3 separate regions of the Homo sapiens genome follow, and all the other regions are linked to region 1. Evidence: read pairs that join two places in POLR2A ChIA-PET (ENCODE). Cell type or tissue: CD4-positive, alpha-beta T cell. All regions are shown on one strand. Links, peaks and the distances in the headings refer to the core of each region. The heading gives the core; the rest is flanking DNA.

Evidence for each region. ChIA-PET counts read pairs that join two places held together with the same protein. Peaks named below come from ENCODE experiments on the same cell type or tissue, not always from the same donor. Only the 100,000 strongest peaks of a DNase experiment are listed, where the experiment ranks them.
Region 2: POLR2A ChIA-PET joins it to region 1 with 15 read pairs; 4 of 35 experiments call an interaction of 5 or more read pairs at or near these places.
Region 3: POLR2A ChIA-PET joins it to region 1 with 15 read pairs; 7 of 35 experiments call an interaction of 5 or more read pairs at or near these places.

Annotation. Positions count from the first base shown.
Region 1 is chr6:131,275,930-131,286,022 of GRCh38, reverse strand. It overlaps AKAP7 (A-kinase anchoring protein 7), which reads right to left. Exons shown (of 8, transcript NM_016377.4): 8 at 2,491-4,493. The coding sequence ends at 4,297. Among named protein-coding and RNA genes, the nearest start is that of AKAP7, 150 kb to the right of the region's middle. RefSeq lists enhancers at 3,674-4,182, 4,183-4,691. In CD4-positive, alpha-beta T cell, for the core only: no CTCF peak of the experiment used is centred there; a DNase peak (open chromatin) is centred at 4,312; H3K4me3 peaks cover 1,156 bases; H3K27ac peaks cover 2,323 bases.
Region 2 is chr6:131,208,133-131,218,225 of GRCh38, reverse strand. All of the region lies in intron 6 of AKAP7 (A-kinase anchoring protein 7), which reads right to left. Among named protein-coding and RNA genes, the nearest start is that of AKAP7, 78 kb to the right of the region's middle. In CD4-positive, alpha-beta T cell, for the core only: no CTCF peak of the experiment used is centred there; no DNase peak of the experiment used is centred there.
Region 3 is chr6:131,178,242-131,188,334 of GRCh38, reverse strand. The region is part of intron 5 of AKAP7 (A-kinase anchoring protein 7); the gene reads right to left. It also overlaps the pseudogene LOC100421246. Among named protein-coding and RNA genes, the nearest start is that of AKAP7, 48 kb to the right of the region's middle. In CD4-positive, alpha-beta T cell, for the core only: CTCF peaks have their summits at 5,070 and 5,270 (motif pointing left); a DNase peak (open chromatin) is centred at 5,234.

The DNA.
Region 1 (10,093 bases), core at 2,254-7,253:
TGTATCTACAATTTGTTTAAAGTTAAAATTATTATAGGTGAGATTTGAAAGTGTTGAAAATAAGGGATGACGAAAGGTTATCCATTCATCAATTTATGTGTGGAGATACTAAAAGTTTAAATTTACAGTATAAAATCTACAGTTTGTATAATGAAATAAATCACTATCTTGATTGTATAATGAAATAAATTCCTAATTTGCTCCATGATGTGATAGATGGTTTCTGCATCTGTGATCGAATGCAGAGAAGCAAACACATCTGTTTGGTCACATGCCTGAAATAATGTCCAGAACATGAAGTCAAACTGCTTTAATTACCTCCTTATGGGAGTGCCTGGCTGCTGGGATGACTGGAAGGTAACACATTTGGAGTTTTGGAATGAATAATTTGAATCTTAAAATTATTAATCTTAAAATTAAGATTTTTTTGTCTCTAAATTAAAAATTATTAATCTTAAAAATTAAAATTTATTGAATATAAATCTAGTATATCTCAAAGCCCTATAAAAATAAATACTTCTATGCTGAGAAGTAGACTAATACAATAATCATCTAACATTTTATAAATGGGTCCAAGTTCAAAGCTGACAGAATTTTGTCCTGCTGTTGAAAATATTACTTTTTGACATTCTTAATTCATCTAGGACATATTATTTTTCCAGTGATTGATCCCCAAAAATGTTGGCATTTGTTGATAAATATGAATATGTGCCACTGGGGCTTCCCTACACGAAGCTGACAACCAACACAAGTCAAACAGAGTGTAAAGTCTTCTAGAACTCTAAGCTCTTCCTGCCAACAGATGGAACAGCGTGGCCCCTTCAAGGCCTCACATAGCAGTAGCTAACTGAAACAGCGGTGTCTGCATGAGTAGCATCATGGTGTGGTCACAAAGAGCACTGTTCTAGGATCCTTGAAAATCACCTTGCCAAACTCTTTCCAATTCCAGATTGGGCAGTGAGGCTCAGAAAAGTGAATTAGTTTGGTCAAGATCATGTGTCAGTGGTGGACCCAAGTCTAGAAGACAGTCTAGAAGGCCCAAGCCAGCACTCTGTTGCCAACCACGCAGCCTCCCTGTCACAAGACAAGGCTACATAACATACAGTACCGACTCAGGACAACTCACTCTGCCTACGTGACCCAAAGAGCAGTTATTCTGTGACTAATGGGAATAAAGTCACTTGGAACATTTCAGATCCCAAACATAGAGTTCTGCAAATTAATGTCTTATTCACTTTTAAAAATGGAAAATAAAATTTTTTATTTTATACCTTCCATTTTCTTCATAAACCTTCTTAAATGGAGCTTTCATTGGTAAGGATTAGAATCCTTAATCCCTATATTAAGTATCTGGGTGATGTGATTTTCAGTTCTATCACATCAGCTGATCACTCTCATGTAAGTTCAGAGAAATTCAGGGCTGCAAGGAAGCTGGTTTAGTCAAAAGAAAGTGACTTTCCTTTTCTTACACTTTTTAATTTGTCAAGTATATCGTACTTGGTGGAGAGAAGTGCTGCATTTTGGAAAAAGTGTTGGCTTTGAATTAGAACAGATCATAGTTTAAATTTGGCCTCACCTTTATTAGCTTATAACCCTGGGCTATTTAACCACACAGGGCCCCTGATTCCTAATTTGTAAAAGTACTAATTACTTCCTAATAGGGTCACTGAAGGGAAGAAATTTAATCATACGCCTAAATCACCTGGCACACAACCTGGGACTTAGTATTTAACAAAAATCATGATTTTAAACTAAAATAACAGTAAGACATGTAACCCCAGATTGCAAAAAGTATATACTATTTTAGCCTTTCAAATTATCTAGATGGACTGGGAATCGCTCCCAGAGGATATCTGTATATACACGCTGAGAAGTGCCTTCTCTCCAGAAATACTGTTCACTTAGATTATGGGGTGGTAAGGATAACACCGGGGCATTGACATAGAGCCCCAGGTGACAGTTCAAGTCCAGTTCCCTGATAGCAGTGGGGCCCTGGATAAGGCATGCCACCTTTTGGAGTCTGTTTCCTTGTTTGAAAAACAAGGCAAGGCCAAAACTATCTTTGCTTTCTACCTTAAGGATTTACTTAAAGAAGCCATTTACAAACAAACAGTCAAGCCCTCTACCACTGAAAAGGGTTTCATGGCAAACAGCTCCCAGGATTCTGCACCTGGATGGACCTCCACTTTTCATCTTTGCTAGGATGTCACATCAGTGACACATTCTTAGCTGTTTATAAGACGCTATTTAGATTTTCTTTGAATTTAAGGTTCTGTTGTTAATTCTCTGTGAAGCTGACTGATTTGATATGATTTTAAAGGGTAAAGTTGAAGGTGCTTTGACAACTGTGCTCTCTTAGCATGAAGGACGGGATCATAAAGGTGAAGCAACACTGAAACTAAACTATTGGAGCTCCGATTTATGACTTCGTTACGCCAACATAGATCCAACTACTCTCAAGAGTGAAAAAAAGAAATGAGGAAAAGCAACAAGGGAAAACAATATGTTTATTAAGAGCCATGAAAATGCATAAACTCATTTGTAAATAAATGTAGTATAATTTACCCAGTGAAAAAATAGCTAAAATCCATGAGTAAACTGGATTTTATATTTGAAATGATTTTACATATTTGATCTCCAGTGATTTCCCCTCCATCATGATCTACTCCATCAATGACTATAGAAAAAGTTGTTACCAACAATCATCATACCGGGGAAGTTTTTCAAGATGCTCTTTCAAACAGAAGCAGTGCAAACAAGTTCAGATGGCAAGGGATACGATAAGACCTGGAGCTTATCTTCGGACACGTAAAAAATAAAAATCCCAAACATGTATTCCTTAAGAAATGAAAAAGCAGAACAACATTTTGATCAGTGAAAAATATTATAAGGATATATAAAACATTCTTAACCAGTGATCGCAATAATTACATTTATAAATGTTCATTCAAGTACTATTGTTCAATAAACATTCAAATTCTCATTAAAAGTAACACTAGATGTAGACACACCTGGACAACGCTTCTTTTGATTTAGCAACAATTGTGTCAACAGGAGGCAAGTGACCCTTAAAATACTGTTGTTGGCTCTGTTTTATTCTGTTTGTGAATGATTTGTTCACAGTCTGTATGTTTTTTTCTGCAAGGACCCGAGAAATATCTCACAACAGCTAATTAAGAAATCATTTCTATAAAATAACTCTCAATATTACAGAAACAGATATTCTAAAACACAAGTGTAGCTCAAAAAATAATTGGGCAGAATCAATTTTCTTTGGCAAGAAATTGCTAATTCCTCACCAAATGTTGGTTTGCTGTTGTGCAGACACTATCAGAAACTTCTTTGGTGTTTACCAAAGAGCTACTTAATAAGCTGAAAAGATTTCATAAGCTATGTTGTCACAATCGCAATGTAGAGCTTATGTCAAAGTTGTGCTGAAATCAACGTCATTTGCTGAATTACTGTTGTTAATAAGTCTTCCTTCAAAAAGCTCCCTCCTAATTCTGGCCTGAGTCTCAGGCTTTAATAAAAGTTCCTTTATCTGTTTCACTTTGGACTTCAGACCCATCGTTTCTCGATGCAAAGCTTCATTAATTAAGTCTCGAATTCCAATAGGTTTCTTGCCTAAGAAAAAAAAATTATATAATAACATTTCATTAAATATGGCATACTGACTTATCAAAATAGGATTTTAAAAAAACTTTAAAATGTTGCCCACATTTTATAGAAAAGGTTGCATTTCACCAAAAATATATCATTTACATGAAACATAATTTACTATAAATAAAGATCACACTGCATAGCAACAGCACACTTAGGACAAACATGAAACATTATGGACTAATTGTACAGATGACAATTCCAACAGTGATTATTTTAAACTTAGCACTTGATAGCTGTGTGTGAGAGTTCTGGCCTCAGATAAAGTAGTCAAATGCCCTGCTAAGCAATATAAATGGCAGTATTCCATTGATGGCAAGGCCTCTTTCTCGGCCTTTAATTTGCGTCCAGGAGGCATAACCCAAAGTTCCCTTTCCCTTGTGCGTGGCTGAGGGCGAATGAAACTTGGGCCATTCTTCTTTCATCAATTAATTTCCTCTGCCAGTCCCAGCACTCCATTTTTCTTCTGTTGTGTTTCAGCAATGCGAACACATCGATCATGAAAAGTATTAGGCAATCTTCACAGATTGCACCAGAGAAACTTAACTTAAACAGCACGCTGCAAGTCAGTCCCTAGACTCAGCAGAGGGAAGCAGGGAGGCTTTGCACAGAGACATGGGGGCCTGCGTTCCGGGCTCATTTCCTGTTGTTCTCATTGTCATTGCCATTCTGATCAGCTGCTTCGGTTTTCACAGAGCTCCCCTCCCCCGGCTTGTTTTTATTCTGTGTTTCCTCCAGATACTGCTGGACAGCCTTGAGCACCGCGTTCTCCACCAGCCTCTTACTGAGCCTTACTAGTTCAGCGTCATCGGGCTCCCCTCCGTTCTTTTCACCTACATTCCACAATAGAGAAGAGAGGTCACTGAGATCACATTGCCATAGAAACTTGGCATGCAGGGGCCGGCTAGTTCCATTGGTTAAAAAGAGCAAGTGTAAATTGGATCTATAAATTCAAGAACAGTGGGTTGGCTTTTCATTTGGTATTTGCAGAAGCAGGAGCCTGTCTATTCCTGAAGGCTTCAGATTGAAAAGTAGTTCATTAGTCCCAATCTAGACAAGCTCTACCTACCAATGCCGGATGTTTCCCATTTATATGTGAATTTCTGTTCTTCTCTCATCCAAGGCTAATTACTACTACTAACGTCCATGTCCCCACCACGTGGAGTCTCAGACATGTGAATTCACTAAGTAGGCCTATGTCTGCTTCTCATTCTCGAATATCAAATATCAGGTCATCAAGATTTCCCTAGCATCTCATTACTTAAGATCACTAATTTAAAAATGCTTGGCCTATAGGTTGGTTGTTAATAAATGCTCAGTGCTGCCTTGAAGATAAAGGCAGTTACTACCACTAGGAATTGGTTTAAAGTAAGCTTGTAAGACTAATATTTTTTTTAATCCCAGTGCTATCACTGCAATTTAAGAAATAGGAAATTCTTTAAAGAAAAATTAGGATTATGATGATAAATTACTAGATGTAAATATTTTATGGTCATTTTACTTCCCTGGGAGTGATAATCCAGGTCTAATTATTCCATCTTTCATTTTATTCTAAAAGAGCTGGTTCCCAACTATTCTCATGCTACACATTTCCCAGTCACTCTCTTTCAGACTCCTTTAACTGGGAAAAGGAACTAAGGGGCTCCTTCCCCAGTTAAGGGAGACAAAGAAGAGAGTGACCATTCAGTGCTCAATCTCCTCCCATCGAGCTGGGGACCCAGGAAAGAACAAGGTTGGAAGCAAAGAAGTCACAGGATGCTCGCACATTAAGATCAGCTCAGTTTTGCAAGATTACCCATGGGTTCTAGAAGGCAAAGCCAGTGAGTGTTGCACTTGCATCTCTGGGTCTGAGACAGGCAGATACAAAGGGTGTGAGCTGGAAGATGGACACTGTTTCCTGTACTCACATGTAATAGGGATTGAAGAACAGAAGCAGGTATGCCAAGGGTGAGAACTGGCCCCCAACCTTGCTTCAGAGCCCCCTACTTGTATGTAACACCCATCAAGACTAATTGTGCTTATAACCATCCCCATCATTCCTAGCAACACCCTAAGCAGAAGAGAGGGTAGGATAAGACCCATCTAGAAACACTAATAGTGGGAACCCTTAGCAACTGCCTTCTCCTCAAATATGGGCAATATGGCACCCCAGACCCATGATCAGATGTCCAAGATAGAACATCTGCAGTGCAAAATATGTTTAGAATTGAGTAAATGTCAACTCAGTAATAACTAAATAGAACTTACTAAATAATACGGTTAAAGAAATTCATTGGTAATGTATTTACTATGAAAGTAAATTCATTGGTAATGTCATGTTGGGTGGCAAGTTAAGACTTTTTGTTTATCAGTAGGAATGAATGAATATATTGCCTAATATTTAGGGATTTTATCTCAACCTTACAACACGGTGTTTATACTCTACAGACAACATCTCCAAATGCATTAACTGGAACTGTTTGTATAATGACTCTTCCCATTTAAAAGGGAAAAATCCAACTGCAAATGAAGGAATACTTTTTAAGTACCCTCCAAAACACTGTAAATGACTGTCTACATCTGCCATCCTACTTGTGCTCTGTATCAAGGCCAGACATTGCACCCTGGGGGCTGTTCCTGAATCTAGTCAGCTTTCTCATCAGCAAGATGACAGGGTTGAATTTGAGTCCAATGAATGGCTCAACCTCCAAATCCCTTTTGGGTCTAATGTTCCATGCTTCTGTGATTTCTACTAGTCCACAGTGAAGTGTCCCTGTTATCTTAAACACAAGAATCTTCCTACAAAAAGCTAATTTTGGCCAGGCGCGGTGGCTCACGCCTGTAATCCCAACACTTTGGGAGGCTGAGGCAGGTGGATCACGAGGTCAAGAGATCGAGACCATCCTGGCCAACATGGTGAAACTCTGTCTCTACTAAAAATACAAAAATTAGCTGGGCGTGGTGGCATGCACCTGTAGCCCCAGCTACTCAGGGGGCTGAGGCAGGAGAATCACTTGAACTCAGGAGGCAGAGGTTGCAGTGAGCCGAGATCGTGCAACTGCACTCCGGCCTGGTGACAGAGTGAGACTGTCTCAAAAAAGAAGAAAAAAAAAGTGAATTTTCCCTGCTGATGTCCTATTTTTGTTTATGCTGTTACTATTATTCGAGGCAGTCAAGCTCAAAACGAGATTGTAGCCATCTTTGATGCCTTCCTTTCCCTCATTAACCCCCTTAATTACCAAGCTTTGTCAATTGTGCTTCATGATTTCTCCCGTCTTCAATGTGCCAGGTATAAAACCTTTAGTTATTATTTCTAATACATCTCTGTCACTATTTACTCTACAGAGAAACGTCTGTCTGCCAAGGCTTTCCAAAATTTGCCTTTCCTGGCTGCCTGCCCACCACTGCACACCTCCACTGTCAGCTTCCAACATCTCCTCAGAGGCTTCCACACCATTCCCAATTTCTAGACGACCCTCCCTCTCTTTCAGCAATTAGAATACCATCTACTCCATGAAACCTTTCCTGATTAGCTAATGTAGTGTGGATTTGTGTCCCCACCCAAATCTCCTGCGGAACTGTAATCCCCAATGCTGGAGGAAGGACCTGGTGGGAGGTAACTGGATCATGGAGGTGTGTTTCCCACTTGCTGTTCTCATGATAGTGAGTGAGTTCTCATGAGATCTGGTTGTTTGAAAATGTGTAGCACCTCCCCCATTTTCTCCCTTCCTCCTGCTCTGGCCGTGTAAGATATGCCTGCTTCCCCTTCACCTTCTGCCATGATTGTAAGTTTCCTGAGGCTTCCCCAGCCATGCTTCCTGTACAGCCTGTGGAACCATGAGCCAACTAAACCTCTTTTCTTTATAAATTACCCAGTTTCAGGTATTTCTTTACAGCAATGCAAGAACGGACTAATACCCTATACTAGCTGGAACTGATGAGCCTCCACTGGATTCTAATAACTCTCACTGCATGTATAGTACATGGCCATTTGGTCATTCATTCAACAATTGTGTACTGAGGATCTATAAGGATACAAAGCAGTGAGCAAAGCAACATCCCACTGGGTTTTTTTCTTAATTTCTTTACAAATTATGAGAATTATTTATTAATGTACTTATTCAACATTACTGATTCAGTATCTGCTCTGCTAAAGACAGTCTTGAGTATAGAAATTATATCCTCGGCTTCTCAGTTCTCTCCCTCTGCTAACATAGGACACCAATTATTCATCACAATAAGAGCTCAATACATATTTGTTAGTCAAGTGAATTGATGACTGAAGTCCTTGAAACCAATAGCAACATTTTAAAAATGTTTCTATCTTCCTATAAGGACAGCACACCAATGACCAGAAATTTAAATTTAATACTAAATTTAAAACAAGAGCAGAGAATTCTGGAATCATTTAAATATCCATGTGAAAAATCTACCTCCACTTCGCTTGATGAACCTGGTCAGTAAGACAAAATATCTGACCTATGGGACAAATATTAGCTACTTATAATAACTAACTAACCAACCAACCAATCAAAACAATAAATTTAGAAGCCAATCTTCTAGATCTGTCCTGGACTCTGGCCTCCCTTTATGATTTCCACAAAGTATCCTCAGACTATGACCATTAGCCCAGGGATGAGTCTACAGGAAGGCTTATCACAGAGCCCTGCAATAATGCAGCAATTCAAAAAATAGACATTTTCATCCCTATGAGATCTCATTTGTGTTCCCACTCCTAGCAGACCTAATTCAACTTAATTAAAAAGAGGGATCTTAAGATTAGAATTATGCTGTATTTTTCTTCTGCCAACTACCTGACAAGTATCTGTCTCTCAGTGAGCTCTCAGACAAATGGCTACACTCATTTTAACTGTAGGTCCTTCAATAATGGCAGTTCAACATGCTGGCGCAACACACACAAACTATCTTTTGATATTCCAACAGAAGTACATATAAAAAGTATTGCCAATGTAAGCAACACATTCTTGATAGGAATATTCTTTTTTGGACTACAGGGTTACTTAATATTCTACCTAATAAAATGACAGATTAGCCTTTGTCTTTGACATTGTTATTTTAGAAATCCCCCAGAATATTCTTGATCAATTTCTTAGGAGAATAGTAAAAATATAAAAGAAAAGTCATGAAAAATCTTTTAAGCACATCAAACACAGCACTGGCCCTAAAAATACAGACTTAAGAAACTTTTCAATCAACTTCAGGTAAGCAATTCCACTCTCTGTAGGAGTTGTGGCATCGTTCATCCAGGGTTCGTACCTATGATTCTGTTTTGTTTATATTAACCCAAGATCTCTGATACCAAATCATTGCAGGGATAAAATTTATATCTGTGGTTATTGAAAAGAAAATAAATAACTCCTTTGTGGTAGCAAAAATATTTTACACCTACTGCGAAAACTGAAGGTCAACATTAATGTGCTTCAGCTGGTCTTAAGTGTGAGTTGACCCAACAACAGCTTAACTGATGTCACATGAAGGGCTCCAGAAACCATCACACACCCTGCCCATTGCCAGTATCTAGGTGCCTATTTGTCCTGAAAAGAACAAATCAGGCTAATTTTTTGGAAAAGGGAACAAAGAAAAATCTTCATTACAATACAGTTTAAGATGGAGTGCAACCATGTTAAAATAATCACATTCAAACACTAAACATGAAAACATTAAAAGTTCTCACTTGCTCACATTCTAACTATCAGAAACCTCATTTGGTATCTGAACAAAAGCTTCCTAAGCATCCTCCCCTTCACTGGAACTTCCTGTTCCCGATGCATAAGGGTGTCCTCCTCAGAAGTGGATTTTTTTTTTTTAACTGAGCTTACCTTTTCTTTTGTCCATCTAACTAAAAAGAAGCACTAAATATAGATCTGTAGGCTATTCACAAAGTTAGGATGGCATACTCGGCTGCCTTGCACACTACCTGCAACTGATCTGTGAGGAAGGACAGGTCAGGAATCATCCTCAAGTGCACATTTAAACTGACACGGTCCCGGGACCCTTATCTGCCAAAAGTATTAGCTGCAGTACCCCAGGAAACAGAGTTCCTGCAAATACAGCTCCCCTCCTCTTGCCAAAAACCAAAACTCACCCCCAACACATACACACCAGAAAATTTTATAATTAAAACACCAAAACCATATTTTAAAACATTTTCTATAATGTAAATTTCAAAAGGGAAGGAACCATGCCTTTGTAAGGTTTATTCTAGATTCAGTAGCACAGAATAAATAGGAAAATGATGTTGCTGTATGTACAAAAGGACATCCCCACAGGGGTTTTGGAGACTGCTACACTGTATGTCCCTCCACCCAACTCCACCCTCATCATTTTTACACTGGGGATGGTAGGGGTGGAATGCAGCTAAACTGAAAATCAAGAGTAGCCTTGAGAGAAGAAACAAAGGGGAGACAGAGTCTCAACAGGCATTTGGCCTACA
Region 2 (10,093 bases), core at 2,931-7,930, 68 kb after region 1:
GTTGATCTTAATTTTTAATATCATATTAAACATGTTTCTATTGATGCATGTTTTTGTTCAATGTCTAAAACTGGACTCCTAATCTCTCCCCCTTACCTCAAAGGGTTCTGTGGACTAAGTAAGTCCATTTATAAAAGTGCTTAAAACAATGAAATATAATAAATTATATAGAAACACACACATACACACAGTCATTATCATTAGTGAACTTTATGTAATAACTTCATTCGAGATAACATTTCAAGAATAAAAACATTCAAAGTAAATGGAAAATGAGCAACGATTCTTGTCTTCTAAATGCTTGTGTGTGTGTGTAGGGGTGTGCAGGTTGGAGAAAGTCATTCCTTCAGACTGGAGAGAAGACTGGCAATAACACAGCAGACAAATAAGAACCTTCAATTTTCAAGAAACCAGTGCAGCACCGACTAGCCACTATTGCTATAATCTTCACTTCCGTTTTGTAAAATGTCATTTTTTAAAGAAATAAAACATGAGATTGACTCTAATCTTCTAGGCTTATTAATTTAATTTCAGCAAAAGGTAAACGCTAACTGTTTTGCAAGAATTTTTCACAGATGATTTCCAACATGAGTCTTTAGGAGTTAATTTTTACTAGCAAGTGAAACAGAATTAATTCCTTAACTCATAATTTATAGAGAGAGCTATGGTTCAAAAAGGCATGACGCCTTTTGAAGGCACCGAAATTATATGTCCTGATCAGAAAAATCTTCAGTAATAAACAACCTAGAAATAGCTAAGCCTCTGCATTGTCTGATATATATCACAATTTCAACATGATCGTCATTCTCTGGAGAAATTTTTTGTTTGGCAATATATTTCTTTTCTGATAAAATTTATCTGAATTGATCTCACCATCCAGCTGCAGCAGGTGGCGTTTTCTTTCATACTAAAAAAAAAGGAAGACTATGATTCTGAGGAAATAAATGGGACCTCAAAAGTGGATCATTTAGGGTAAGCCTAAGAAGGGACCTATTTTCTGAATGAATCCACTGGGATGGCAAAATAGTTTCAGAAGCATCATCCTCCCAGATTATATTTTAAAGCTAAAAAGGCTGCGTGGTGGCATTATTTTCAGGTTGTGGACCCCCAAAATTATTCTCTGCTTCCCTTCATCATAGGCCAGACCCTTCATCATAGGCCAGACCCAAGGCACTATTACTTAACTATCAATGGAGGTATACAATGTTAGGAGAGTTCAAAAGATATCATGAAAATTGTTAAATTTGATCTATAAAGGCTAAGAGTTAGGATTATTTCACATGTAGAAGAAAAATATGTGAGGTATCTTTAACAAATCATGCTATGGGTGTTGCAACCCTGGAGTTTTGAATATGATTGTTGATGGTCTAGTCCTTAGAAGGTTATTTTTGCCTTAAACCTAACAAGGAGGAGGCATATTTTTAAGAGCTTCATATTTATAATTGTATCCAGTATAAGTGACATTTCAATTATGCAACGTAACATTAGAAGAGAAAATAGGAGGTTAAGTATGGAATATCAGACTTTGAAACAATAAAATAGTGGTAAGAAACGTCAAACAGAAAAAAGTTTTCAAGACTATCTTAATTAATCATTAGAAATGACTGAAGTTTTAACTTATCTTTAGCCTAGTTTCAGTCACAGTTTAGGAAAAATTATCAGCGATGTTCAAATACACTTGATAACCTTTGATACAATGTACCGGGAAACAGGAATTTCATTCTTGGTTGTAACTTGGCACTCAAACAGTCCACTCCAGAGAAAATGCCATTGAATGCATGACGAGTATTTTTAGAATCATCTGATGGCTCAATCTGATAAGTAATGGAAATTATTTACTCAGGAGGCACTCACCATATCATTTACATTTAGCTAAATGATGTGCATAATTTAATATGTACCAAAGAGGGCTCAGACTTACATTACTATGCCTCTGACTCTATTTTTAATACAGGAAGTAGACAGACGGTCACAAAACATGGAAATTCACATTTGCTAATCTCAAAGTGAAAATCATTTAAGATTCTAAAAAATAAGATACACTTATTCATCTTTAATTTCTATGACAAACCTTTTGTGGTCAGAATGGAAATCAATATTAAGAAGGTCGAAACATTTTTGTAATAGAAGATAACTTCTTATTGTTACTTGTTATAGCAATCACAATGTCCATGATGAAAATATAAACAGGCTTCATATAAGACAAAGAAATTATCTGTCCTACTGATAGTAAGCTTGGCATTCCTGGATTTGATTTCTGCTATGTTTTCCAATAGTTTATTGCTGTCATATAAGTAGCTATAAAAGAAATACACATTTCCTGTGATAATGACTTGACAACAAAATTAAGAATGTGATTTAAGAGCCAAACTCGCTTTCCATTTTGGGCATAGGCTGGTTAAAGAAGAACAGTAATCTCTTACACTTATTTTTGTTAAGTGGCAAAAAGTTACATTTGTTTAATGTTATATTGGTTAAGAAACTGAAATCACTTTTAGTGATCACTGCCCCAATGAAAATGTACATATTGGCAATTCAAAGTTATGAAAACATTATATATTGGCATGGGGCTTATCCCTGGCAAATCTTAAAGTTCTTCATGACTCCTTCACCTCTTTGCATAACTCCATTTTTTGCTGTTATTTGCACTATTTCATTTTCACCATCCTCCTGATACAGAACACTTGGTTACCTCCTCGCCAGCTGCAGCCTTCCCTCAGCTGCAGCCTTCCCTCAGCTCCTCTGAGTCAGGAGGAGGCTCAGTTCCACCCCAGCCTGTTCTTGACAGGGAGGGAAAGAGATGAGGAGCTTCACTGCACCAACCAATGAGCTCCAGAATAGCATGGTGATTTCAGATCATGTCCAGCACCCAGGGTGAGAACGGCCTTGCGGCCTTCCCATCTTCTCCTCTGGCCGCTCTGGGCCAGTCTATGTGGCTGGGCTCTGCTTTGGTCCCCTGGTCGAATGTGCCTGTTTGCTGTCTTGCTGAGGCCCTGACACCCCACCAACTGCCTGTCAGTTAGTTTCCAGCGGAAATATAAGGAGTGATGAAAAATAGAAAAGTCAACAGTACTTTATATGGCCCAATTATTGTGGCCCAATCTGAAAAAAAAATGATGCCATCTATCATCTGTATTACAGTAATGGAAAATATAAAGCATTTACTATGCACAGGCACTGTTCTAAGAACTTTTCTGAACTCATTTAATAACCACAATAACACTATTATCCACAGATAAGAAAACTAAATCACAGAGAAATGAGGTCACTTACCAAAAGACACAGCTAGTAAGAGATAGAGCTTGGATACAGATTCAGAATAAGTAGAGAAAATAATATATTGAAAAGAAGAGCAGAATAATAATTTCAAGCCCTCCATTATTTACTTTAAAATATTAAAATTCTAAGAATATTAATCATTATTAAGATACAATCATATATACTATCATATTTCCAAAACCAATGTCAAAATTACTTTGGGAATCCCTAGCATTCTAAAATACATGCCCTTAATATAGTGCATGAATATTAGTAAATCAAGTGATATGTACAGGTCACAGTAAATTAATTTCAGAGAGGGAGATAAGAAAGAATTCATAGATGCTACTTATACATAGAAAAAATTATCCAAATAATCCAGCCTGCAAAAAGAATGCTTCTTATACTGTTAATATTCCAAATAATCAGGTACAATACTGGCACAGATGGTCTATGTTTTCTGGACCAGCTATTTATTTCCATATGTAATATTTCTCAATTCTTAATTTTGTTTTATGCTAAAGCGTCTATTCAGTTCACCATGGGATTTTTTTAGGCACGCCATCTCCCTAACTCCTGTATTTATAAACTTACTTTTAGCATTCCAGTCTGGTTTAATGTTCAGGCTTTACAGAAAGAAAAAGCAGAAACTCTACCCTAGTATTTTAACTAACATTTACAATATTACACCTTTCAGCAAGTAGTAGGTAGAAACAGAGCTGCTAGAGCTACACATTTTAAATCTACTACTGACACCTCCTTTTACCTATCCTAAAACTTTTAAGAAGTGCTGGATGCTCCTTGGTGGCATCAAGTAGCTAGGAAAGCAGTCACAGAGGGAAGACAACACGATTCCTAATAACACAAGTCACGTCACAAAAGCCACCAAGAGAAAATGCTGGTTGCCTCCTGGTCCTAATGTGTCATTCCAGGAGGTGCTGGCATCAAACAGACCAGAGGAAGAAACATGGCTCTGGTTCACAAACATTTGGTTCATTTATACTGACTAAGGCCATGTTAACCACAGAGAGAACAACAGGTCACTGGCACCCAAGAAGTTCTCAAAGTTGCAGGCTCAATACAACAAGCACAGCGCTAGAACACTGCAATGCCTTTATTTACAACACAGTCTGTTCCCACGTAAGCTCATTGTTTGTCTACTTAGCCAACCTCAATTCTTTCTTCTCAAGTCCTCCTCCTTCTCATTTCCTGCAGGAGAGACCATATGCTGTTTGGCCACATAACTGTTTGTTATACTTGCATGTGGCTTTTCTCAGTATAATGAAACAAAGAAGGGGCTCAAAAAATGAGGCATCCAAGAAAGATTCCTATATGCTCAGTCTCAGCTGAGCACTCAACTCCCTTTCATCAAACTCCAGCTGTGTTCTTGGCTTGGAACAGTCTTGTGGTCACTCGAATGTAACAAGCTACAGCCTCCTCCTCCTTCCTATCATCTGTTTTCCTAATGTTTTGCTCTTTGGTACATGTTCTGAACTTAGCAACTTAACCATTTATTTCCATACATCAAAAATAAAACAATCTCCCACATACACTTACAACTTAATCTATTATGTTTCCTTCTTTCAATGCAATAGCTTTTTCCTTCTAATCAATACTTTCTAACACTAAGTAATTAATGCCAGTAAGCCACTGGTATAAAAAATTCTCAGTATAAAAAATTCTCAGTATAAAAAATTCACTGGTATAAAAAACGTCAACACTGAAGCAGGAGAATGGGGCTGTTTGGTAGAAAATCATTCAGAAATAAGTTCACAGAAAAATCCTAACTTTAACTTGCCACATAACACTGGCCTATGTATTGCAACATATTTATATCATGGTAGAATGTGTTGTGCTTTTATAGCTTAGAGGTCAAAAGTATGGAACCACTCACCTCAGCTGATTATGTTATCAAAAGATAGAACTTCAGACATAACTGTACCTCAGATACCATTCAAATGAGAGCTAAATACTGTCCCTAGACAGTGTACAAGAGACTGTACACTCTCAAAACATTTTAAATGCATCCACAGACATCACTAATTGTAGCCTTGTAACTTTAAATAAGAAAGACCTAAAGCATTTTCCCAGATCCTCCTGCCCCATGTACCTGGTACTTTCTACTTTTCTCACTTTCTTATGAACTAATCAATTTCCTAGACTCTTTTCCCATCAACATTCTTCCTTCTCACTTTTCTCCCCCTCATTCTAACCCCCAACATCATTCTCAATAGGATACCTTACTTAACCTAACTCAGCCTCTTACTCTGCCTAACTACCCAGGAGTATTCCCTGCATACTACTTAGAAAAGATGCCCCTGTCTAACAGAGGAAGGACTCCAACAACTGAATGTTACAAGAACTGGGTGAAGAAATGGGAAAGACATAGTGGCATTGCGATTTACATTGACACCCCTATAACTTAGGAAATGGAACAAGGAAGAAAGGTGCTCAATGATACAAGCCTTTCACCTTATTTGGTTTGGAACTGTTCCCTGGACATCGTAACAGATATAAGGGAGTCTGATGGGAAAAAAACAATAGCTAAATATGGAACAGTCATTAAACATATGACCCAAGAATCATGTGTAGCCCTTAAACCAATTTTAAAATGAATGTTTCTCTCCAGATAGAGCAAGAAATGTAAACAAAGACTTTCTAAGTATGACACACATGGCTATGTAAAATAATTTTTATATAACATTCAACCGGAACCTTGCCCACATTTCAAACTTAAACATTTAATTGTGAAATTTCCCCTTGTTTACTTTAAAATACAGATCGTCCCTGACTTAGGATGATTCAACATATGATATTTCAACTTTACGACGTGTGAAAGCAACATGCATTCAGTAGAACCCATACTTCGAGTACTAACACAACCATTGTTTTTTCACTTTCAGTGCAATATTCAATAGCTTACATGAGATATGCAACACTTTACTATAAAATGGGTTTTGTGTTAGATGATTTTGCCCAACTGTAGGCTAATGTAAGTGTTCTGAGCACATTTAGGTAGGCTAGGCTAGGCTATCAGGTTTGATAAGGTAAATGTATTAAATGCATTTTTAACTTACAACTTGTTCAATTTATGATGGGCTTATCAGAATGTAACCCTATCATAAACTGAGGAACATCTGTATAGAATTACAGGGATTACATAAATTTTCTTTCTTTTTTTTTTTTTTTTTTTTTGAGACGGAGTCTCACTCTGTCTCCCAGGCTGGAGTGCAGTGGCGTGATCTCGGCTCACTGCAACCTCCGTCTCCCGGGTTCTCGCCATTCCCCTGCCTCAGCCTCCCAAGCAGCTGGGACTACAGGTGTCCGCCACCATACCTGGCTAATTTTTTGCATTTTTTTTTTTTTAGTAGAGATGGGGTTTCACCGTATTAGCCAGGATGGTCTCAATCTCCTGACCTCGTGATCCGCCCACCTCAGCCTCCCAAAGTGCTGGGATTACAGGCGTGAGCCACCGCGCCCATCTGGATTACATAAATTTCCTAATGCACTCAGAGTCAGCCTGTATCTATAAACATTAGATTTGCTTTTTAAAAGTACAGTTAAAATAGGCATCAAACCAGTCAGTAATTTCCACCCAGCCTTTTCTTTTAGAGATTTCAAAAATTAAGAAAGAATATTTTCCAAATTTTGAGAAGCACTTCAAGACTAATAAAAAAAGCAGTGAGTGGGGCAGGAAAAGAAAAAATTGACAAAAGACAAGGATTTTGTATCTTAAGATAATAGAATGCAAAAAATTATATACACTGGCATATTCCCCTTTTGCTATACCCACTGGGTGCTACCATTGCTCACACAGACCCCAGAAAGCTTAACAAGCCAAACGACACCATCTTCTCCATGTCCATCACATACCCACTTTGTACATCTTAGGTACCTGCCAATAAGGATATATGTGTGATGGAAAAGTTACCACCTGTTGAGAAGTACGTTTGATTTGATTTCCCTATCCATTCAGCTTATTCCCAAGTGACCACTCCCTGGTAAATTAAATTCTAGAGATATTTGGCCTGGAAGTCCAAGAGCACAAAGTTTACCATTTTCTGATTGTCAGGGTAGGTCAGGGAGGGTGAAGAGCAAGGTGGGATCCAAGGGGACCAAGTCGTGAAACATGGAATGGGTAAGATTAGGGAGAGGCTGTTGCCAAAGGTGCAGGATCACTACAGGGAGTCACAAGGAACATTCTCCCAGGTAATGAATGGCCAATGAAAATCCCACAGTAGTGCTGGAGACCAAACCGGAAATTACTGTGAAAGAAATATTCTGCTCTAAATAAAGTTACACAACAAATTATTATAATTAGATCCAGCTGTGGGGAAGGCAATCCCCAAGGAAGGAAGAGAGGTAGTTTCATACTCTGGTCTTCAGCTTAGGGACAGTATAAAGATACAGTTGCACTGAAAGGCCTTAAAGATGGATCTCCAAAATGGTGTCACAAACCTGGCCAACAGTTAAATATACTGCCATCAGTAGGGTTTAGAAATAGAACACCTCCTGTAGGAACAAAACTGGAATTCCTGTAGCCAAGGGTGGCTAGTCCCTAAGATGATATGAGTAAGTTCTGTTAGGTCCTCAACTACAGATAAAGTGAGGATTGGCCCTGGCAAAGAGGCCAACAACCTTTTTGTCTTTTAATTTACTAGAGTAACCAATTGAAAGAGAACTGAACTGGTTTAGTATTTTGAAGAACCAGTATTATTCTATTTTTAAGGTATCTTTCCTTGAGAGAGTAAGATTCTGATGGTCAAAATAAACCAGCTCATATGTAGAAATGGAAGTATAATTCTGATATAAACTAGTTATGGTTTTGGATTGCAACCTTAATTCCTTCTCATATCTGAGTCCCTCAAGAAGAATACAGCTTTACCTTCTTTCACTATGCAGTTAATTATTTTAATAAGAGTTGGTTGGCCAATCTTTCCAGTGACAGAAAATCTTCTTGCCATCCAAATAATTCCAGCTGGTTTGCTTTTATGTGACCATTTGAGTGGGTCAGTAATTAGCTGTCACTTACTAAACAAGGTAAATAGTTCTGCATCAACACCATTTTGGAATAAAATCTTAGGTTTTCTTGACCATATATTCTATTTTGTCTTTACCCATAATCAATCCACTGTGGGACTTGCCAGTTGCCTATATTTTCATGATGTTCCACTTTGTCCTTGACTAAGAAAATGAAAATTACCAGCTGACAGAAGTTTCAAAATGTCTAAAAACGACTCGCTGAGAAAAACATTTTTCCCATAACTAACGGTAATCTTTGAGATAGAATTTTTATATTTAATATAATTAAGGCAAACACATGCAATTTTAATTAACTTGAATACTCTGATACTGCATCTTTTAATATAAGTTCTAAAACTCTGTTTCTTCAATTACACTTAAATCAGAAGTTTATCGGGCTGGGTGTGGTGGCTCACGCTTGTAATCCCAGCACTTTGGGAGGCCGAGGCGGGTGGATCACAAGGTCAGGAGATCCAGACCATCCTGGCTAACATGGTGAAATCCCGTCTCTACTAAAAATACAAAAAATTAGCCGGGCATGGTGGCGGGCACCTGTAGTCCCAGCTATTCAGGAGGCTGAGGCAGGAGAATGGCGTGAACCCAGGAGGCAGAACTTGTAATGAGCCGAGATCGCACCACTGCACTCCAGCCTGGGAGTCAGAGCGAGACTCCATCTCAAACAAACAAAAAAAAAATCAGATGCTTATCTGTAGATGCAACTGCTGGAAAATAAATATGTCCACAGAATCTATATGTTTAACAAAAAAAAAAATCACTTAAGCTGGAATTATCAAATCAGCATTTCCTAAGCCATGTTCTACCAAATACTAATGGCTACAAAACAGTCAGTGGAAAAAGGACTTGCTGGTCTGGTTGGGAAACAATGCTGAGTAGACTATACAACTGTTCAAAATATTTTCTGCCCCACCTGTGGTGTACCTTCCTGGAAGCAAATTATATATCCTGCTCTGTTACACTCAGAAGGAACCATGTGACTTGCTTTGGCCAATAAAATATGATCAGAAATGATGTGTGTCACTTCTTAGCAAAAGCTTTAAGAATCAGCATGTTCACCAACTCTCTTTCCTTTTGCCAGAAGAGCAGAAAAGTCCTAGATGGAGGCTGCCCAGCCACGGTCCTGAGTAAAGACAATGTGGAGCAGAGCCAGAGGATCCATTAACATGGGGGGAAAAAAAGAATCTCTGTTGTTGTAAGCTCTTGAGATTCACAATAAGCATTTGCATTTCAGAGAACCTAAGAAGTTCTGACATAAAGAATTTGATTAACTTTACTTAACCCATCATTGCTAACATTCATTGGATCACAGATCCCTGCCTCACATAAAACCCTGACAGATATTCAGAAAGAAAAATCTCAGAAAATGCTATTGAAGATACTTGCTTCAAATCTCCATTCCACTTTGAAGATTTAATATTAGGTTCACCAGTCATTTCTTCCAGGGTTTTCAAAGTTGTCAAAATCTCTAACAGAATCAAGATCAACCAGGAATCATTTGTAATCCTGACTTTAGTCAATTTCTAGAATTTCCCATAAAATAATTTAGCATTCTGTTTACTGTTTCTCAATTTTTAAAGACATACAAAGTACTGAAAGATTCCAAATGAATGTTAAGCAGGTTTACCTTTGTAAACATCATTTCCAATTGTTAAACAATTGTAAACTTGTTTTTTTTCAATATACAGAAATAGACAATACAACAGCATAAAGTTGAAAAATACATTAGAAACATAAGTGAAGGCACTTGTTATAAATAGTGCTCTTTAACACACAGTAGATGACAGTGTTGACTAAT
Region 3 (10,093 bases), core at 2,440-7,439, 98 kb after region 1:
TCCTATAATATTACTATTAACATTTAAAGCATTCCTGTATCCACATACTGCTTAAACAGTTCCATTTTAGACAGTCTTAGCAAGTCACTTGAACTATGTTTCAATATAAAGGCTGACATAATGCTGAAACCAACTTCAATTTAAAAATTTTATAGTCCTCATCTTAAATAGATATTTCCAGTTGATTACTGTGTAAAACTGACAAGTAGAATTTTTAAGTGTCATTCTTAAAAGCACATCTTTAAAATACATCTTGATGCCAGAGGAATTCTACTCATTCTACCACAGTTGATAAAGAGAACCAGACTGAGCCTTCTAACTCCAACCCAGTTCTCCCATTATTTAGTTTGTGCTCCTAGACACATCACTTAACACTGATAGTAAAAGTGATGAGACCATAATAAATTGTCTCTCAGGTCCCTTCTTATCCTAACAACCAGCAAATCCAAGTGAACTGCCAGAGAGAGTTCTGGTACATCACCCTTAGGGGATTCTAGAACACCAGGACTGGGTTTAATTTTCATGCAAAGATTTAGACACAAATGTAAATGAGGGAAGAGAGACTACCTAAAGTTAAATGTTCTTTCAAGTAAACTTTTATGTGTACATCACACTTTTTTTTCATTGCTTTATGTATTAAAATATATTTATTGAATCTCTACTATGTGGCAGGAATTGAGGACACAAAGACGGAAGATTCCCTCAAAGACCTTTCAATTCTGGTTGGGAAAGTTAGATTTCTAAACAATTACACTAACTTGTTATAGTTTCTACAGTAGAGATATAGGGGATAAGAGGATAAAATGATCATTTCTACTTTGGAGAAAAAAGGCCTTTATTTTTAAAGTGACACTTGAAATAAGTCTCTATGAAAGGTCAGTGATACAATGTGAAAGGAAATTAAGAAAACAATTGCATCAACATTATAAATAAAATTATAAAATAATTAGGAATACAAAAATTTTAAAATACTTAGGAATAAACTTAACCAAGGAGGTGAAAGATGCATATTCTGAAAACTATGAAACATTGCTAAAAGAAATTAAAGAAAATACAAATAAATGAAAAGACATCCTGCCTGTTTTAATGAACCGAAGGACAACATATTGTTAAAATGCCAATACTGCTCAAAGCAATCTAATGATTTAATGTAACCCTATCAAAATCCCAATGGTATTTTCTGCAGAAATTTAAAAAAAATCCATCCTAAAATTCATATTGAACCTCAAGGATCTCTGAATAGCAAAACAATCTTGATAAAGAAGATCAAAGTTAGAGATTTTACACTTCTGATTTCAAAAGTTACTACAAATCTACAGTAATCAAGACGGTGTAATATATGCATAAAGACAAATATATAGGCTAATGAAATAGAATAGAAAGCTCAAAAATAAACCCTCACATATATGGTTGCTATGGTCTGAATGTTTGTGTCCCTCCAAAATTCTTACGTTGAGACCTAATCCCCAAGGTAAAGGTATTAAGAGGTGGGGCCTTTGGGAGCTGATTAGGTCACAAGAGGTCTGCCTTCATTAATGGGATTACTGTCCTTAAAAGAGATTTTGGGGTCCTAAATCACTTTTGTCTTTTGTCTTTGTCCCTTTTGCCCCTCCACCATGTGAGGATACAGTGTTCTCCCCTTCCACTAGGTGAGGATGCAGTAGCAAGGTGTCATCTGTGAAGCAGAGAGCCCTCTCCAAACACTAAATCTTCTGGTGACCTGATCTTGAACTTCCCATTTCCAAAACTGTGATGAATAAATTTCTGTTGTTTATAAATTACCCAGTCCAGGAATTTTGTTATAACAGCAGGAAGGTCAAATGGTTTCAACAACTGTGCCAAGATCATTCAATGAGAAAAGACAGTTGTATTACGCCATTTCTGCATTGCTATTTAAAAAAAAAATACCTGAGACTGGATAACTTATAAGAAAAGAGACTTTAATTGGCTCACAGTTCTGCAGGCTGTACAGGAAGCATAATGCCAGCATCTCCTTCTGGGGAGGCCTCAGGAAGCTTACAATCCATGGCAGAAGGCACAGGGGAGCGGGCATCTCACAGGGTGGGAGCAGGAATAAGAGAGAGAGGGGAAGGTCCCACACACTTTTAAATGACCAGATCTCACAAGAACTCACTCACTAGCATGAGGATGGTACCAAGAGGATGATGATCCAATCACCTCCCACAAGGCCCCACCTCCAACACTGGGGATTACATTTCAACATACAATTTGAGAAGGGATAACATACAAACTACATCAGCAGTCTTTCAACAAATGGTGCTAGGAAAACTGGATATCCACATGCAAAAGAATGAAGTTAGTCCCTTACACCTTACACCATATACAAAAATTAACTCGAAATGGATCAAAGATCTAAACATAAGAGTTAAAATTATAAGACTCTTAAGAAAAAACATAGAGGGAAAGGTTCAAGACATTAGATTTGGCAATGATTTCTTGAGTGTGACACCAAAGCACAGGCAACAAAAGTAAAAACAGATAAATTGGACTACATAAAAATTTAAAACTTTTGTGCATCATAGGATATAATAGAATGAAAAGGCCACCTATGGAGTGGGAGAAATATTTGCAAATCGTATATCTGATAAGAGATTAACATTCAGAATTTAAAGAACTCCTTCAAATCAACAACAAAAGACAACTTGGTTTAAAAATGGGCAAAAGGCTTGAATAGGATTTCTCCGTAGAAGAAACACAAACGGCAAAAAGCACAGGAAAAGATGTTCAACATCACTAATCATCAAGGAATTGCAAATCAAAACCACAAATGAAATACCACCTCATACCCATTAGAATGGCCATTACTGGAGGGAGAGAAGCAAGGAAAATGGCACCTGTGGTGGTGAATGCAATGAAGTTCCTTGGGAGCAGTACTACAAAGATGCCATGGAGCAGGGCCACAATTACAATGCCCACCTCTGTGCTGAGCACAGCATGTGCCTGCCTTTCTTGGCCTCACAGACTGGAGTAGCCCAGAACAATTATTACAGCTGGATGAAGAAGTAACCAGGTTCTAGGATTGGCCTCTGGACAACTACTCGTACCCTGCCCAGCACTGGCGGAAAAAGCGGTGAGCCCACCCCTGTGAAGATCCACAATTTTTCTTCCCACCTATTAAGCCAGACACAGACCCCACCCTGAAGAAGGAGGGGCTGATCTCTCAGGACAGCAGCAGTTTAGAGGTTCTGTTGCACACTGACCCCCTGGGGAAGCGAGGTACCCCAGATCCCCGAGTTGATGATGACAGCCTGGGCAAGTTTCCTGTGACAAACAGTCAAGCACGAAAGCGGATCCTAGAACCAGATGACTTCCTGGATGACCTCGATGATGAGTACTGTGAAGATGCTCCCAAGCATCGGGGAAAGGGGTAATCCAAGGGTAAAGGTGTGGCAGTGCCCATAAGGAGCTGGATGCTTCCAACCTGGAGGACCAGGATAAGCCCTATGCCTGTGACATTTGTGGAAAACGTTACAAGAACCGACCAGGCCTCAGTTACCACTATGCCCACTCTCACTTGGCTGAGGAGGGCGAGGACAAAGAAGACTCCCAACCACCCACTCCTGTTTCCCAGAGGTCTGAGGAACAGAAATCCAAAAAGGGTCCTGATGGATTTGCCTTGCCCAACAACTACTGTAACTTCTGCCTGGGGAACTCAAAGATTAACAAGAAGATGGGACAACCTGAGGAGGTGGTGTCCTGTTTCGACTGTGGCTGCTCAGGGCATCCATCTTGCCTCCATTTCACCCCCATGATGATGGGGCAGTGAAGACATACTGCTGGCAATGCATCGAGCACAAATGTTGCGATATCTGCGGCACCTCTGAAGATGATGACCAGCTGGGCTTTTGTGATGCTGCGATCATGGCTACGAAATGTACTGTCTCACTCCGTCCATATCTGAGCCCCCTGAAGGAAGTTGGAGGTGCCACCTGTGTCTGGACCTGTTGAAGGAGAAAGCTTCCATCTACCAGAACAAGAACTCCTCTTGATATAGCCACCCCCCTGCTCCCCGACATATCTAAGGCTGTTTCTCTCCTCCACTTCATTTTTCATACCCACCTTTCCCTTCCTCCTCCTCTCCTTCACAAGTCCAGAGAACCTTGGGGTGGTTGTTCTAGCCTGCCTTTGGCAGCCACAAGCTGATGTGGCAGCTCTGGCCACCTCTGGCCCTAGGCCCTCAAGGAGAAAGGAGCAACACACTGCCCCAAGGCATACCTGTGGGCCCAGTTTCTCTCTGCTCTCCATGAAATGCATTCATTCTGCTTGCCTTGGGCCCAGGCCCTGGTCATCACAGGGTTCAAACAGTGTCCTCCTAGAAAGAGTGGGAGAGCAGCTCACTTCTCTCTCTGTTCTGCCTCCACTCTGGTCTCCAGAGTTTTCCCATCCCCCAGAGGCGAGCCAGGCCAGAGCCTCTGCCCAAGGCAGCTGGTAGCGAGCAGCTGAGGCCACAGCCACAAGGAGCTTTCCATGCCCCTGTGTCACTTAGCCTCACCTCCTTCCTCCAGAGTGGCTCTCTGCAGCCCTCTGTTCCTGCTACGTAGGATTCTTTGCTGGAGTCAGGATGTTCTCGGTCACCCTCCTGGCTCTGCCCTGTCCCAGTCCACCCCACCCCAGGGGGAGCAGCAGCTTCACCTTGTGCTTCCCAGTGCTCTCCAGGCTCACTCTCATGGGCGGGCTCCAGTGACTAAAGCATTCCCCACCCTTGGAATGTCTCATCTTCTACCTCTCTTCTTATTCATTTTGGTTTTGTGGGGAGAGGGGAAGGATCAGGGGGCCAGGCCAGCAGCTCAAGGGCCACAGGGAGATGGGTAATGTGCCTGTTTTTTTAACACAACAAAAAAGCCTACCTCCAAAATCCCCTTTTTGTTCTTCCTGGACCTGGGCATTCAGCCTCCTGCCCTGAACTGAATTGGGAGCCTTGCCACCTGCCCTGTGTATCCTGGCTCTCAGCTCATGGGGAAGCCACACAGACATCCCTTTCTTCCCCTGCATGCTCGCTAGCAGCTGGTAAGGTCTTCACACTCTGATTCCTCAAGTTTTCTGCTTAGTGGCACTGACATTAAGTAGTGGGGGGCCAGTGCATGCCAGCATACCCTGGAGTAGCCTTCCCCCTTGGCCGCAGGCAGGCCCTAACTCACTGTCACTTTGAAGTTGTCTTTTTTTTCCTTTCGTTAGTTCCTGTATTCTAAACATCAGTAAACATAAACGTTTTTACACAGAGCCCTCTGCTGGATGGTTTATCTCCTGCCTCTCTCCATTAAGAAGGCCTTTTCATCCTAAGATTTCCATGACGGTGGTTTTTTTAAACATTTTGAAATACAGCTTTTTTTCCCCCAAAATTAAATTTTTTTTGTTGAACTCCAATATGTAAAGCGAATATAAAATTGGTTATTTTGCTAGTTTTAATTAGTTACATAAATTCAAGTTTACAACAATTCTTTGTTATAAAGAACGATGAAGCTGTTTTGATCAATACAAAATTTGGGTTAAAAAAAAAGGGCCATTATCAAAAAAATAGAAAATAACAAGTGTTGGAGCCCTAGTACACTGCTGGTGGGAATGTAAAATAGTCCAGCTGCTATAGAAAACATTAAGACAGTTCCTCAAAAAATTAAAAATTAAACTACCATATGATTTAGCAATTCCACTTCTGGTTACATATCCAAAAGATCTGAACTCAAGGTCTTGAAGAGATATTTATACATCCATGTTCATAGCTGCATTATTCACAATAGCCAAGAGTCCATCAACAAACCCATCAACAGATAACAAGATAAGCAAAATGTGGTATGTACATATACCACGGAATATTATAAAGCATTAAAAAGGAATAAAGTTCTGACATGATACAGCATGGATGAACCTTAAGGACGTTATGTTAAGTGAAATCAGCCAGTCACAAAAAGATAAATACTACATGATTTCACTTCTATGAGGCAGCTACACAGTCAAATTCATAGAGACAGAAAGTAGAATGGTGGTCGCCAGAAGCCAGGGGAAGGAGGGAGTGAGGATTTGTTTTTCATGGGTATGGAGTTTCCATTTTGCAAGAATAAAAAGATTCCGTAGATTGGTTGCACAATAATGTGAATATACTTAACACTACTGAACTATGTGTTTAAAAAAAGTTAAGATGGTAAATTTCATATTATATGTATTTTACTATAGTTAAAAATTATTTTTTTTTTCAGACGGACTCTTGCTCTGTCACCCAGGCTGGAGTACATTGGTGCCATCTCAGCTCACTACAACCGCTGCCTCTTGGGTTCATGCGATTCCCCTGCCTCAGCCTCCTGAGCAGGTGAGATCACAGGTACCCACCACCATGCCTGGCTAATGTTTTTGTATTTTTAGTAGAGATGGAGTTTCACTATGTTGGCCAGGCTGGTTTCAAACTCCTAACCTCAAGTGATCTACCCGCCTCAGCCTTCCAAAGTACTAGGATTACAGCATGTCCAGCCAAAACTAATTTTTTTTTTAAATAAAAAAGATCAGTGGCTGTTGTCTGATCATGTGAAGAATGTAAAAGTTTCCATGGGATGGCAGCAGCGTCAACTAAGGCATGAAGACATGACATGGCCCAGTGCCTCAGGGGACCTCTAAGTAGTTCAGCATATCTTAAACAATGGGTGCAGCATGGACAACACAAGAAATAAGGCTAAATACACAGGCAAGAATCAAGAAGCTGAGAATCTTAAATGACACAGCAAGAAGAATAGATTTTATCCTAGATCCAACAGTAAGTCAATAAATTCTTTTAAGCAGGGAGCATAAAAATGCTTAGTTTTGTGCTTTAGAAAAAGAGTCTGGAAGCAAAGCGGCAGACTGTAGACCAGGAGACTATTGCAGTAGAATGGGTGAAAGATGAACAGAGCTTGGACTGAGGCACAGCAATAGGAACAGAAAGTAGGGAACGAATGGGAGTGATATTTAAGACAGAAAATTTACAGCATTTGATGACTATGAATATCTAAAATGACTGATGCTGGGGTTTAGGATGACACCTACATTTCTTGATGTTCCTGGTGGAAGAGTAGGGAGATTGACCATGATGGTAAATACAAAAAGTGAAACATGGGGCCAGGCGCGGTGGCTCACACCTGTAATCCCAGCATTTTGGGAGGCCGAGGCAGGCAGATCACCTGAGGTCAGGAGTTTGATACCAGCCTGGCCAACATGGTGAAACCCTGTCTCTACTAAAAATACAAAAATTAGCCAGGCATGGTGGCAGGCGCCTGTAATCCCAGCTACTCAGGAGGCTGAGGCAGGAGAATTGCTTGAACCCAGGAGGCTGAGACAGTGCCACTGCACTCCAGCCTAGGCAACAGAGTGAGACTCCATTTCAAAAAAAAGAGAAACATAGTTAAACAGAGAGTCAGGTCCAGAAATCTAAAAATATAAATGCTTAAAGAAAAAAGAGATAAGCTAATGAAGAAAGCTGAGAAGATACATTGAGAGAAGTATTAAAAAAAAAAAAAACAAAACAAACAAAAAAAGAAAGTGGTGTCTCAGAAACCAAAAGGAGAATTTAAAGAAGGGAGTCCTCAGTTGTATGAATAAATCTAGAGCATTCGTTAGATTCAGCAATTACAAAGCTATCAGGGGCCCACGATGTGGCATGCAGTGAAGTAGGCCATAGCCTACTGACCGCAGGAGGTTTGAGAAAAGGACAGTAATGAACTAAAGACAGATAATGCAGGCAACTCTTTTAAAGATTCTGGATAGGAAAGGTACAATGAAGATTTTTAAATTTTAAAGATTCTAGGTAGGAAAGGTACAGAGAATACAGGCAACTCTTTTAAAGATTCTGAGTAGGAAAGGTACAATGAAGAAGCTAGCAGGAGATTCAAGATCAAGAGATTTTTCTGTAGCTAATTCTTAGGATTTTTTAACTTTGTTTTTTGTTTGTTTAGGGATAGGAAAGGTGTTATTGAGCAAGTAAAGTTGGGGGAAAGGAGGTAATAAAGACAAAGGGTTGAAAACACAGAAGCACAGAGAGGGAAGAAGTAACTGGTACAGCAAGATCCTGGTTGAGTCCAGCAGACCAAGAACACAGCTGAAGGGGTTAGTCTTAACTAGATAAAGGACACCTCTTTTCCCAAAACTGTATGAGAATTTAAAAGCCAAATGCAGTAGCAGATAGGTTCACCAAGCACAGGGACTTGAAGTGAGCAGATCCCAGCCTCAGTGCCATCTGCTGAGAGAGGGGTAGAAGGTTATAGTTGCTCCAAACAGGGGGCTGGGGCAGCAACAGCAGACATGAGGAAAACTGAGCAGAAGCAGTGGACCTGCCGAGCCAAGGCTCTGAGTGTGGAAAACATACATTTGCAGGAGAGCCAACCTACATGACTGTGTGATTTCTTCATTTTCTCATTCTTTTGATGAATACTTATTAACAACTTATTTATTTATTTATTATTTATTTATTTATTTATTTATTTATTTGAGACAGGGTCTTTTTCTGTCACCCAGGCTGGAGTATGGTGGCATATTCACAGCTCGCTGCAGCCTCGCCCTCCCAGACTCAAGCAATCCTTCCACCTCAGCCATCTAAGTAGCTGGAATCAAGGCATGCACCATCATGCCAAGGTAATTTTTTTCTATCTTTTGTAGAAACAAAGTCTCACTATGTTGCCTAGGCTGGTCTTAAACCGCTGAGCTCAAGCAATCTTCCCTCCTCAGGCCCCCAGAGTGCTGGGATTATGTGAGCCTTAACGCGTTTTATGTGTCACACATTATAGACAGTACTGGGTATACACTAGTGACCAAAACAGTCATGGTCCTGGCCCTCGTGGAGCCTAATCTAGCCACAAAGATAGTCAATCAAATAGACAATAACGGGCCAGGCACGGTGGCTCACGCCTGTAATCTCAGCACTTTGGGAGGCCCAGGCAGGCAGATCACTTGAGGTCAGGAGTTTGAGACCAGCCTGGCCAACATGGAGAAACTCCGTCTCTACTATAAACACAAAACTTAGCTGGGTGTGGTGGCAGGCACCTGTAATCCCAGCTACTCGGGAGGCTGAGACAGGAGAATCACTTGAACCCAGGAGGCAGAAGTTGTGGTGAGCCAAGATTGTGCAACTGCACTCCAGCCTGGGCAACAGGGCGAGACTCCATCTCAAAACAAACAAACAAAAAAAAAACCGAATAGACAATAAGGTAATCACAACCTGTGATGAGACCTATGAGGGCATCCCACTGGGTACAGTGATAGAGAGCTTACTTATAAAAATACTCTACTCACAGTGGGCAGGGACTCTCTGAAGTGGTGACATTTGAGATCCTAAGAATGAAAAGGTCTAAGCAGAAGGAACACTCAGGCATTTTCAGAAGATCTATGGCAGAAAAGACTCTGTTGAGTCCAGTACCTGTAAGAAGCAAGTTCAAGTGGGGCACAGTGGGCAGGGAGAGAGGACCACGATAAGGCAGGAGATATAGGCAGTGGACCAGAACATGGAGGATATTGTGGGCTACAGCAAGGAGGGTGGATTTTATTTTGCCCAGGTGTTGGCGCAAAAAAGCAAATGACTGGATTGGATCTGCCATCGGTGTTTCCCAGACAGGTCAAACAGAAGGAGATAGGACAACTGAAAGAGCCACCAAGAGAATGGCATACCTTGAGGCCTTGTCTACTTTAAGAATGAATACATCCATGCTGCCTTGAAAGAGGCCAAGCCTGGGTGAGGTTCCGGAGCATTAGCAGTAGTGGAAACGAAGTAAATGGCAACTAGAATGGGAAGTTGTCGTGATAGCTATAACTAAGTTTAAGGTCTCAGAAATATGCTTATGAATGGCAGAGTGGTGTATGGGTGTAGGATGCTAACGTCAAAGAAGTCAAGGGATTTTAAGAAAAGCAACAGCTGTGATGGCAGTAGTGGGAATGGAGTATTTATCATTAATAATAATAGTTACCATCTATTTAACATTGTCTGCGTGCCCAATACTGTGCTAAGCACTTCGTATAGATTATCTCACTTTATTTTCAGAACGGTTACTATTATGCCCATTGCACAAATAAAGAAACTGAAGGATTGGGAGGTGAAGTAAATTGCTTAAAACCACTCAGCTGG